Regions from separate parts of the Homo sapiens genome. Here region 2 is linked to region 1. The links are chromatin contacts, found by Hi-C in ENCODE. All regions are on one chromosome and are shown on one strand. The core of a region is the stretch at or near the end of the contact, and the rest is flanking DNA. Distances in the headings are between cores, read along the strand shown.

Region 1 (4,756 bases), core at 1,016-3,515:
GGAAACTGGCCTCCAGCTCCATCTGTGTTGCTACAGAGGACATGATCTCATTCTTTTTATATGGCTGTATAGTATTCCATGGTATATATGTACCATATTTTCTTTATCCATTCCGCCGTTGATGGGCATTTAGGTTGATTCCATGTCTTTGCTATTGTGAATAATGCTGCAATGAACATACGTGTATATGTGTTTTTATGGTAGAACAATTTATATTCCTTTGGGTATATATCCAGTAATGGGATTGCTGGGTTGAATGATAGCTCCATTTTAAATTCTTTGAAAAATCTCCAAACTGCTTTCCACGGTGGCCAAACTGGTTTACATTTCTACCAGCAGTGTATAAGTGTTCTCTTTTCTCCAAAACTTCACCAGCATCTTTTTTTTTTTAAACTTTTTCATCATAGCCATTCTGACTGGTGTGAGATGGCATCTTACTGTGGTTTTGATTTGCATTTCTCTAATGATTAGTGATGGTGAACATTTTTTCATATGCTTGTTGCCTACATGCATGTCTCCTTTTGATAAGTGTCTGTTCACATTTTTTGCCCATTTTTAATGAGGCCGTTTGTTTTTGCTTGTTGGTTTAAGTTCCTTTTAGGTACTGGATATTAGACCTTTGTCAGATGTGTAGTTTGCAGGTGTTTTCCCCCATTCTGTAGGCTGTGTGTTTACTCTGTTGTTAGTTTCTTTTACTGTGCAGAACCTCTTAGTTTTGTTAGATCCCATTTGTCAATTTTTGTTTTTGCTGCAATTGCTTTTGGCATTTTCATCATGAAGTCTTTGCCAAGGCCTATGTCCATGGCCTTTCCTATTTTCTTCTAGGTTTTTTATAGTTTTCAAGTCTTTCATCCATCTTGAGTTGATTTTTGTATATTGTGTAAGGAAGGAGTGGTATAGCTTCTTAAAAATTACTGGATTGTGTTTCATAGGGTTTTGAAAAAAAGATGTCATTCATAGAAATTGCATTAAAATTGACATATCTCAGGATGTGTTTCTTCATCTGTACATAGGTGATAATAACTACCTCATAGAATTATGAGGATCAAGCAAGGTGTTCCAAGTCAATGTGCATTATTAAGGGCTACACATGTGATCCATTTTAATACCACCAGACAATAGACCAACTTTGAATTGGATGTTAATAAAAAAGCTATGATGTATTCGTAATCCAGAAGAGCAATAGGATTATTTATATTTGACTTCGAATAATTTTTTGAGGAGCTTTTGCAGCTACTGACTTCCTTAGTATGCTTGCCTGAGATTAAAATATATACTGACTTCCTTATTATGCTTTTCTGAGATTAAAATTCTTTTATATCCTTTGAGCACATATAGATAATGGCCTTTACTTTTAAAATTTTCATCCAAGAGATACATATAACTCATATATAAATATCGAGATTATTCAGATGAAGCTGCAAAGCCAGTTCATGGAATATACTGGATTGAATCATATCCAAGAACGTATGAATTTTATTTAAAAAGCACCTCAGCTATTGAAAAGAGCAAGCCTGTTTACACAGCTTCACACAGACCTAAGAAATACAATGGGGATCATACATATGAGAGTTATTTCTTTAATAAGGATGGTGTGGCAGCCACAAAAGTACACAACCTCTAGGGTATTCCTCTGAGAACCTGCTGCCCAGCTGCAGGGAACAGAGTTAACTGACAGCCTTCAACTGTAGAGCCATCAGCATCTGCATGGCATTCACGCTGGACCACATTCTTCTTCCTAGGCAACCCCCAGCCAATGACTGAGCAAGGAAGATATACTAGTCTGTTCTCACATTGCTCTAAGGAAATACCCAAGACTGGGTAATTTATAAAGGAAAGAGGCTTAATTGACTCACAGTTCAGCATGACTGGGGAGGCCTCAGGAAACTTACAATCATGGCAAAAGGTTAAGGGGAAGCAAGCCACCTTCTTCACAAGGTGGCAGGAAGGAGAAATGAACGCAGGAGAAACTACCAAACACTTACAAAATCATCAGCTCTCGTGAGAACTCACTATCAGGAGAACAGCATGGGAGAAAACACCCCCATGATTCAATTATATCCACCTGGTCTCTCCCTTGACTTGTGGGGATTATGGGGATTACAATTGAAGATGAGATTTTGGGTGGGGACAGAGCCAAACCAGATTAGAAGGGTACTGTAGGGCCTGGCTGTTTCAGCCCAATGCTGAACTGCTTCATCAGGCAATCTTTGCTCTGAAGCTGCTCACTGAGCAAGCCAAGCCCTGGTCAGCTGTCCTTTGCAGCTGGAGGCTCTCCTGCTTTCTTCCTCTTTCATAGATGTCAACAGGCCTCACAGCTGAAGGCTTTACCCACCCAATCCTGTTCCCCCTCTTCTAACAGCTATGAAACCTTCCTAGTTTCACCCCTTCACCCGTTCCAGTTTTACATAAGTTTTCCTCACTACACAGAGATGGTGTGGTGCCACCAAGATCATTATTCATTTTACAACCTTACTGGGATCCCCTGATGAAATCCCTCTGAGACTACAGCACAGTAGCCCCTGGCAGAAGAGAGGACCCTGTACCTACAAGATGCCTTGCCTATCTCAGAGATCCAGACCATTGTCAGATTTTAGAGTTCCTAGTATGGAGAAAAGTCCCTTGAGAACAGTAGAGCCTGGATTGAACTCTTTTAAAATAAGTAGGAGGTAGGCGCTTGTGGTCCCAGCTACTCGGGAAGCTGAGGCAGGAGGATCGCTGGAGCCCATGATGCAGAGAGACACGATTGCGCCACTGCACTGCAGCGTGGGCAACAGAGTGAGACTGTCTCAAGAGAAAAAAAAAAAAAGTGACAGTGTGCAAAATGTTCATTTTATGTATACTTAGTGCCATCTGCTGGCTATGAAATATGATAGCATTTGTCATGAAATTACAAAAAGTGTTAAGGTGCTAGTTTGCACATGTTTTAATAGAAAATGGGAGAAAGCAAGAGAACTCAAGGGACATGTATTACACTTGTTTTAGTTTTGTTTGAGTTGTGATGATCTCAGTGGCTCTTCTCTCCCTCACCCACCCACCTCTCCTGTTTGTTCAATCTCTCTCCCTCCTCTGGTGCCTTAAAAGGGTCTCCATGCTTTGCATCCCACCTCCGCTCCAGGATCAGGGACCCACCTGACATCACACCTTTTGCTTCAGCAACAATAAATTGCTGGAAATTTCCAGCAACTCTTTTTCCTGCCAGTGCTCCCACTGTACCCTTGTCTGTTAAGGTCTTAACCTGTCTTCCTCCCACACCTCTGCCTCTCACCTGCTCAGATGTCCCCTCCTGCCAGCAGCCAGTCCCGAACATCCCCTCTGTGATCTGCTAATGCCACTCCACCTGTCACACAGTTTGATCATTTAAAAATGATCTGTTTTCCTTTGAAGTCTTTTATTGAACTCTGAATTACTTAATAAAAGGGTTTGTATATTATTTATTCCTGTTTTCCACCCGACACAGTACCTGGAACATAGCAGATGCTCAGCAAACATTGCACCAAAGAATAAGGTGGAAAATAAATGGTTAAAATATACAAACATTTTAAAGATAGGGTATTTGGGTCACTTTTACTGCTTTCTGTCCCTACAATATGGCTGAATCATCCCCCATATGGCTCAACATTTTATTAATTCTTTTTAAAGTACCCAACACTATATTGAGTGCTCTGGGGATCAAAATAATAGTATATATATTAAGAGTGGGTTTGAATCCCTGCTCTACCATTTACTAGCTGGGCAATTTATTTAACATTTTAAAATTTCATCATCTGTAAAGTGGAAATATTAAAGGTATCTTCTTCAAAAGTGACATTTGGAAGAAAAAAATAAAGTAATACATGTAAAGCATATGAGATTCAGTAAGCACTCGGTTAGTGGTGAGTTGTTTTTGTGGTTATTGCTAAGACCCAGGAACTCATTGTTTGAAGATCAGCATAGAGCACTTACTGGTTGGGTGGGATTTCTGTTCTCTACTCAATGGTTTGTTTATTCTTTAGAGACTGTCCGTCCCCTCTAGAGTCTATTAGTAATATTTTGTTATGCCAATTTAGGGGAGTTTTACTATCATGCTGTTTCTCTAATAATAGCTAATTTATATCTTTAATTTTTAAAAGCCATTATGCTGGAAACAGAACATTCATACAAACAATACATGAATGAATGTAGGTTAACAAAATAGCTGGTTACTATAATGTAGTGGTATTCCATGGCTTTAAGTTTAAAAATAACTTTGCATTTACTACAGTGGACTTACCCTCCAGGCATAAAATTTTAAAACCCAACAACTCCAGGCCTCCAGAGTCTTTACTTCCCACTAACTTCTCACCAGTGAAGGCGAAGCTAATGAAAAAGGATAGATGACTGCTTCTCAATTGGAAATGGATCCAAATACCATCAAGGGAATTGGTGTTTGGTGTACAGATTTTACCTACTGTCACAGCCTGGTTGGGTGGAGGATGGGGAAGGTGGTGGTATCTGTCTACTTTTAGAGTTTGTAAATGTTTCTCTGAATTCCTGTTTTTATAGCAGATAATTTTGAGAAAATTTTGCCTTGAAAAAGAGTCTGAAACCAAAAAGCTAAACAGAGGCAAAGGTTTGTGGCTTGGATCTTTAATATTAATAAGTTTATTGCTTTTTCCTACCTCCCACTCCTGCTACCTGAAGAAGGTGAGTAGGAGGGGAGGGATGGTGAAAGATGAGGGATGTGGAGGGAAAAGGACGTAAGTGGGGGTTGGGTAGATGACAGATAGTGGCTGTC
Region 2 (5,389 bases), core at 187-2,686, 340 kb before region 1:
CTTTGTACATAAAATAAACATTTTTAAAAAACAAAATAAATAAGTCATACCAAAAATTCCACCTTAATATATTATTGGCATAACAGGAAGAACCTGAAATTTATGTATGTCACGTGTACTTTTTTTTTTCTCTTTTGCTGTGACATCACCTGGGAAAATCCAGAAGATTGGATAACCAAGAAATGACTAATCAAGAGTCTGCCGTACATGTGAAAATGGTGGGTATTTGCCTATTTCCAGTTCCATTTATTAATGGTAAATCTTCACCACTTTTACCTCTGTCTCTAACCAGATAATTATGGGACTGAAATTTTATACAACTCTTTCTTCACAGTGCATCACAAAATAAACCTCAAATACTTATTGAATTGAATTTCAAATTATCTTTAAAATGTTTTTGCTTGAAATCTAATGCACATTGTCGTGCTTCTCAGAATATAAAATGTTTCCCCATTCCTTTTTACGCTAAATTTTCTTTGCTCAGCAATAACACACTTAAATCGTACAGTGTGAAATACATTATTGTAGGTTTCCAAATTTAAATGACAAGCATTCAGAAATTTTTAAAATACTTACTTGCATGACAATAGAGTTGCATTATATATACTAGGATGAGATAGGAAATGTACAGGCTTTGGAGTCAGAACTGGCTTCGTATCTTAACTCATTCCGGCCGGGTGCCTGTAATCCCAGCACTTTGGGAGGCCGAGGCGGGCGGATCACCAGGTCAGGAGATCGAGACCATCCTGGCTAATACAGTGAAACCCCATCTCTACTAAAAATACAAAAAATTAGCCGGGCATGGTAACAAGCTCCTGTAGTCCCAGCTGCTCTGGAGGCTGAGGCAGGAGGATGGCTTGAACCCAGGAGGCGAAGGTTGCAGTGAGCCAAGATTGCGCCACTGCACTCCAGCCTGGGCGACAGAGCGAGATTCCGTCTCAAAAAAAAAAAAAAAAAAAAAACTCATTCCTTATTAGCTTCTATAGCCCTGAATGAGAGCAGTAATCTTACCTTTAAGAAATGGGTGTGAAACCGCCAACTATGTGTTATTATTCATACTCAGTGAAAACGTCAAGTTCCTAGTAACCCCAGATTAAGCATTCATTAAATATTGATCTACTCTATTACGTTAGTGAGTGTTTTAACTGTGTAACTGGCATATTTATTTGCATGTGTGGAAAGAAATTACATCTGTTCTCCATATTCACAGTGATAAAATCTTAAAAACAACAATTAAAAATAATCCTTTCTTTTAAAGAGAACAACTGCCTCATGATCTCTTGTTTTCTCTTTGTGTTCTTATTATTGTTGTGCCTCCTCTTCTGTTCCATTTATTTTTTCAGCTTTCTCTTTCTCTCTAGCTTTTTTCTGGCCTATAAACTAGAGCGTGACACAGCATTTTGTCACGCTTAATAAATCTCTTGTTCATCTTTCCCCCAACCAGTGTAGGATCAAAGGTGAAAGTTGACTCAAAATGGTGATTAAGTCATCGTCAGTTTAGTTATTGCTCTTAGGTTGAAGCGTATGAAATTGTTTTTATATGTCAAATATAGTCCAGTATTGCCAGTTTTATATGGTTCAACCTAATAACAGCTCTTTCTATCCATTGAAGGATTGGCACTTGATTCATTGGAATTGAGCATATCTCTTTGATACATAGAATTAAACCAGTCTAAAACTTATTTTCTTGTTTGGGTTGACTTTTTTTTTAACTTACGTGAACACAAGCAGTATAGGAATTCCCTGACATATAAACAATGTTAATCCTCTTTGTATAATGTTGTTACTTGGGTCCTAGAGCCCTCTAGAAGGTGTTTGTGGAGGCAAGTAGCAGTGTATTCACTCCACAGTTATTCAGACTGTTGAAGGAAAACAAGCCAAAAGATTTTTTTTAACTATTATTGCATTAATTTACACAATTTTTACCTTGGGTTTGCTTTCCTAAAAATATTGATAGGTCTGGCCGGGCGCGGTGGCTCACGCCTGTAATCCCAGCACTTTGAGAGGCCGAGGTGGGCAGATCATGAGGTCAGGAGATCGAGACCATCCTGGCTAACATGGTGAAACCCCGTCCCTACTAAAAATACAAAAAAATTATCCAGGCGTGGTGGCGGGCACCTGTAGTCCCAGCTACTCGGGAGGCTGAGGCAGGAGAATGGCATGAACCCAGGAGGCGGAGCTTGCAGTGAGCTGAGAGGCGCCACTGCACTCCAATCTGGGCGACAATGCGAGACTCCCTCTCAAAAAAAAAAAAAATTATATATATATATATATGTCTTTTATATTGACAACTTTATAGCATGTTATTCTTTACTTCTCATGAACAGGATTCAGATCTCTCTGTCCAGACTTTTTACATGCACACTTCTCTGTGTACACTCAAGTTCTATACAAACAGAGCTATTTCTCTTTTTCCCATATTAGACCCTGCACTTTGATTCCTCCCTAATCTCAGCATATCTAAATCCTGTTTCTCTTCCAGAGCCTACCTCTGTTGGCTCTTCCTCCTTTGACCCCAGAAGAAGAAATCTTTGTTTCTTCTATTCCTTTTACATTTTATCTGGACATCTTGGCAATGTATTAATTATTTGGGTTTCTATTTTTTAATCCACATTAGAGAATATGCACCTTGAGTGTAAGATTTATATTTTATATATCTCTTACAGAGCGGCTTCACACACTGTCTTATACTTAATATGTGGTGAAGGAATGAAAGAATTTGGCCTACACTATCTTAATGTAGAAACAGACCAAATATGTAATAAGCAAGGGAAATCGCTATTACTAAAATTTAGTAGTGCATAATCTTCCAAATAAATCTGAGAATCATCTATGTGTGGGGGTAAATGTACCAGTTTGAATAGGTGGCTTTAAATCTATACTTTCTGTGTAGCTGGATAAAAACTCTAGTGCCTACTTCTTTGTACCACTGCAGTAATGAAGTCTTTTGTTGCTACCAAATATAAACAATGGAAAACCAAGAAAGAATATTTCTCTGAGAACATCTGACTGGAATTTCTTAAGTGATTCAAACTAATTTTTATGTGGGCTATTTCCAGAAAAATGTAGGATAATACTAAGGTGATTTAAAATTCACTGAGGCTGGGCACTGTGGCTCATGCCTGTAATCCCAGCATTTTGGGAGGCCAAGGCAAGAGGATCGCTTGAGCTCAGGAGTTTGAGACCAGCCTGGGCAACATAGTGAGACCCGTCTCTACAAAAATTAAAAAAATACCTGGGCATAGTGGCAGATGGCTGTAGTCCCAGCTACTCTGGAGGCTAAGGTGGGAGGATCTATTGAGCCCAGGAGGTCAAGTCTGCAGTGAGCTGTGATCACGCTACTGCACTCCATCCTGGGTGACAGAGTGAGACCTTGTCTCAAAAATTTTAAAATAGGTCAGGTGCAGTGGCTGATGCCTGTAATCCCAACACTTTGGGATGCTGAGGCAGGCAGATTGCTTGAGTCCAGGAGTTCAAGACCAGCCTGGGCAACACTACAAAACCCTGTTTCTACAAAAAAATGCAAAAATTAGCCGAGGGTGGTGGTGAGCCCCTGTAGTCCCAGTTACTTGAGAGTCTGAGGTGGGGGGATCACCTGAGCCCAGGAGGGAAAGTTGCAGTGAGCCAAGATCACGCCACTGCCCTCCAGCCTGGGTGACAGAGCAAGACCCTGCCTCAAAAAATAAAAATAAAAAAACATAAAAGTAAATTTTTTTTTTTTTTTTTTTGGAGACCGAGTCTCACTCTGTCACCCAGGCTTGGAGTGCAGTGGCGAAATCCTGGCTCACTGCAACCTCCGCCTCCTGGGTTCAAGCAATTCTCTTGCCTCAGCCTCCCAAGTAACAGGGTTACAGGTGTATGCCACCATGCCCAGCTAATTTTGTATATTTAGTAGAGATGGGGTTTCACCATGTTACCCAGGCTGATCTCGAACTCCCGACCTCTGGTGATCTGCCTGCCTTGGCCTCCCAAAGTGCTGGTATTAGAGGCATGAGCCACTGTGCCTGGCCTTTTTTTGTTTGTTTTTGAGACAGAGTCTCGCTCTGTCACTTGGGCTAGAGTGTAGTGGTGCCATCTCGGCTCACTGCAACCTCTGCCTCCCGGGTTCAAGCGATTCTCCTGTCTCACCCTCCAGAGTAGCTGGGATTACAGGCATGTGCTACCATGCCCAGCTAATTTTTGTATTTTTAATAGAGACAGGGTTTCACTATGTTGGCCAGGCTGGTCTTGAACTCCTGACCTTAGGTGATCCACTGGCCTTGGCCTCCCTAAGTGCTGGGATTCCAGGCGTCAGCCACCGTGCCCGGCCAAAAATAAATTTTAAAAATAATAAATAAATGAAACTCATATAGATGAACATACATATTTATAAATTAAAAGTACAAGTAATTTTTTTAGTCTTGGTTAAAATATGAATTGTTTTCTCTGTACATTGTGGATTGTATAACCCTTAGTTTATTTTGTTTTTTATTTTTAGTTTAAGAATAATAATTCATTATTTTAAATATAATGTATTTATGTGTGTTTTTTAATACAAAATCTTTTTATTTATTTATTTTTTTTTTGAGACAGGGTCTCACTGTGTCACCCAGGCTGGAGTGCAGTGGCATGATGTCAGCTCACTGCAACCTCTGCCTCCCAGGCTCAGGCAATCCTCCCACCTTAGCCTCCGAGTATCTGGGACTACAGATGTGCACCACCATGCCCGGCTAATTTTTGTATTGTTTGTAGAGACAGGGTTTTGCCACGTTGCCCAGCCTGGTCTCGAGCTGCTGAGCCCAAGTGATCCTCCTGCCTCGGCCTCCTAAAGTGCTGGGATTACAGGCATGAGCCACCATGCCCGGCCGTGTTTTCTTTTTTAATCAAAATTTAATATAATTTGAAATCTAGTTCAAACAGAATTAAACTTTGAAGTTGTCATAATCTCATCCTGGAAATTAGGATTATCCCTAGTCTGGAATATTATCATTGGATTGATGATACCAAGCCACACCCAGAAATTTGGTAACTGTACTATGGAGCTTCTCTCTTTTTTTTTTTTTTTGTTTTTTTTTGAGGCAGAGTCTCGCTGTCGCCCAGGCTGGAGTGCAGTGGCGCGATCTCGGCTCACTGCAGGCTCCGCCCCCCGGGGTTCATGCCATTCTCCTGCCTCAGCCTCCAGAGTAGCTGGGCCTACAGGCGCCCGCCACCTCGCCTGGCTAATTTTTTGTATTTTTAGTAGAGACAGGGTTTCACCGTGTTAGCCAGGATGGTCTCGATCTCCTGACCTCGTGATCCGCCCGCCTCAGCCTCCCAAAGTGCTGGGATTACAGGCCTGAGCCACCACGCCTGGCCAGAGCTTCACATTTTTATCTTATCCCAGTGTATCCACAAGATCATATCAAATCTA

The links. Hi-C counts contacts between places; a loop is a spot of excess contacts on that map.
Region 2: a map with no recorded cell type shows a loop between it and region 1 (5-fold over the local background). The contact joins two enhancer-like sites. A Hi-C loop is called at or near these places in 1 of 168 maps with a recorded cell type or tissue (K562) and 4 of 37 single-sample maps with no recorded cell type.

What each region holds. Positions count from the first base shown.
Region 1 is chr7:32,690,165-32,694,920 of GRCh38, reverse strand. It overlaps the pseudogene DPY19L1P1. Among named protein-coding and RNA genes, the nearest start is that of MIR550A2, 40 kb to the left of the region's middle. Within about 2 kb of position 2,265, at least 3 of the 41 ENCODE cell types and tissues checked have a DNase peak (open chromatin) inside an H3K27ac peak, as active enhancers do.
Region 2 is chr7:33,030,763-33,036,151 of GRCh38, reverse strand. The region is part of intron 1 of NT5C3A (5'-nucleotidase, cytosolic IIIA); the gene reads left to right. Among named protein-coding and RNA genes, the nearest start is that of NT5C3A, 29 kb to the left of the region's middle. Within about 2 kb of position 1,436, at least 3 of the 41 ENCODE cell types and tissues checked have a DNase peak (open chromatin) inside an H3K27ac peak, as active enhancers do.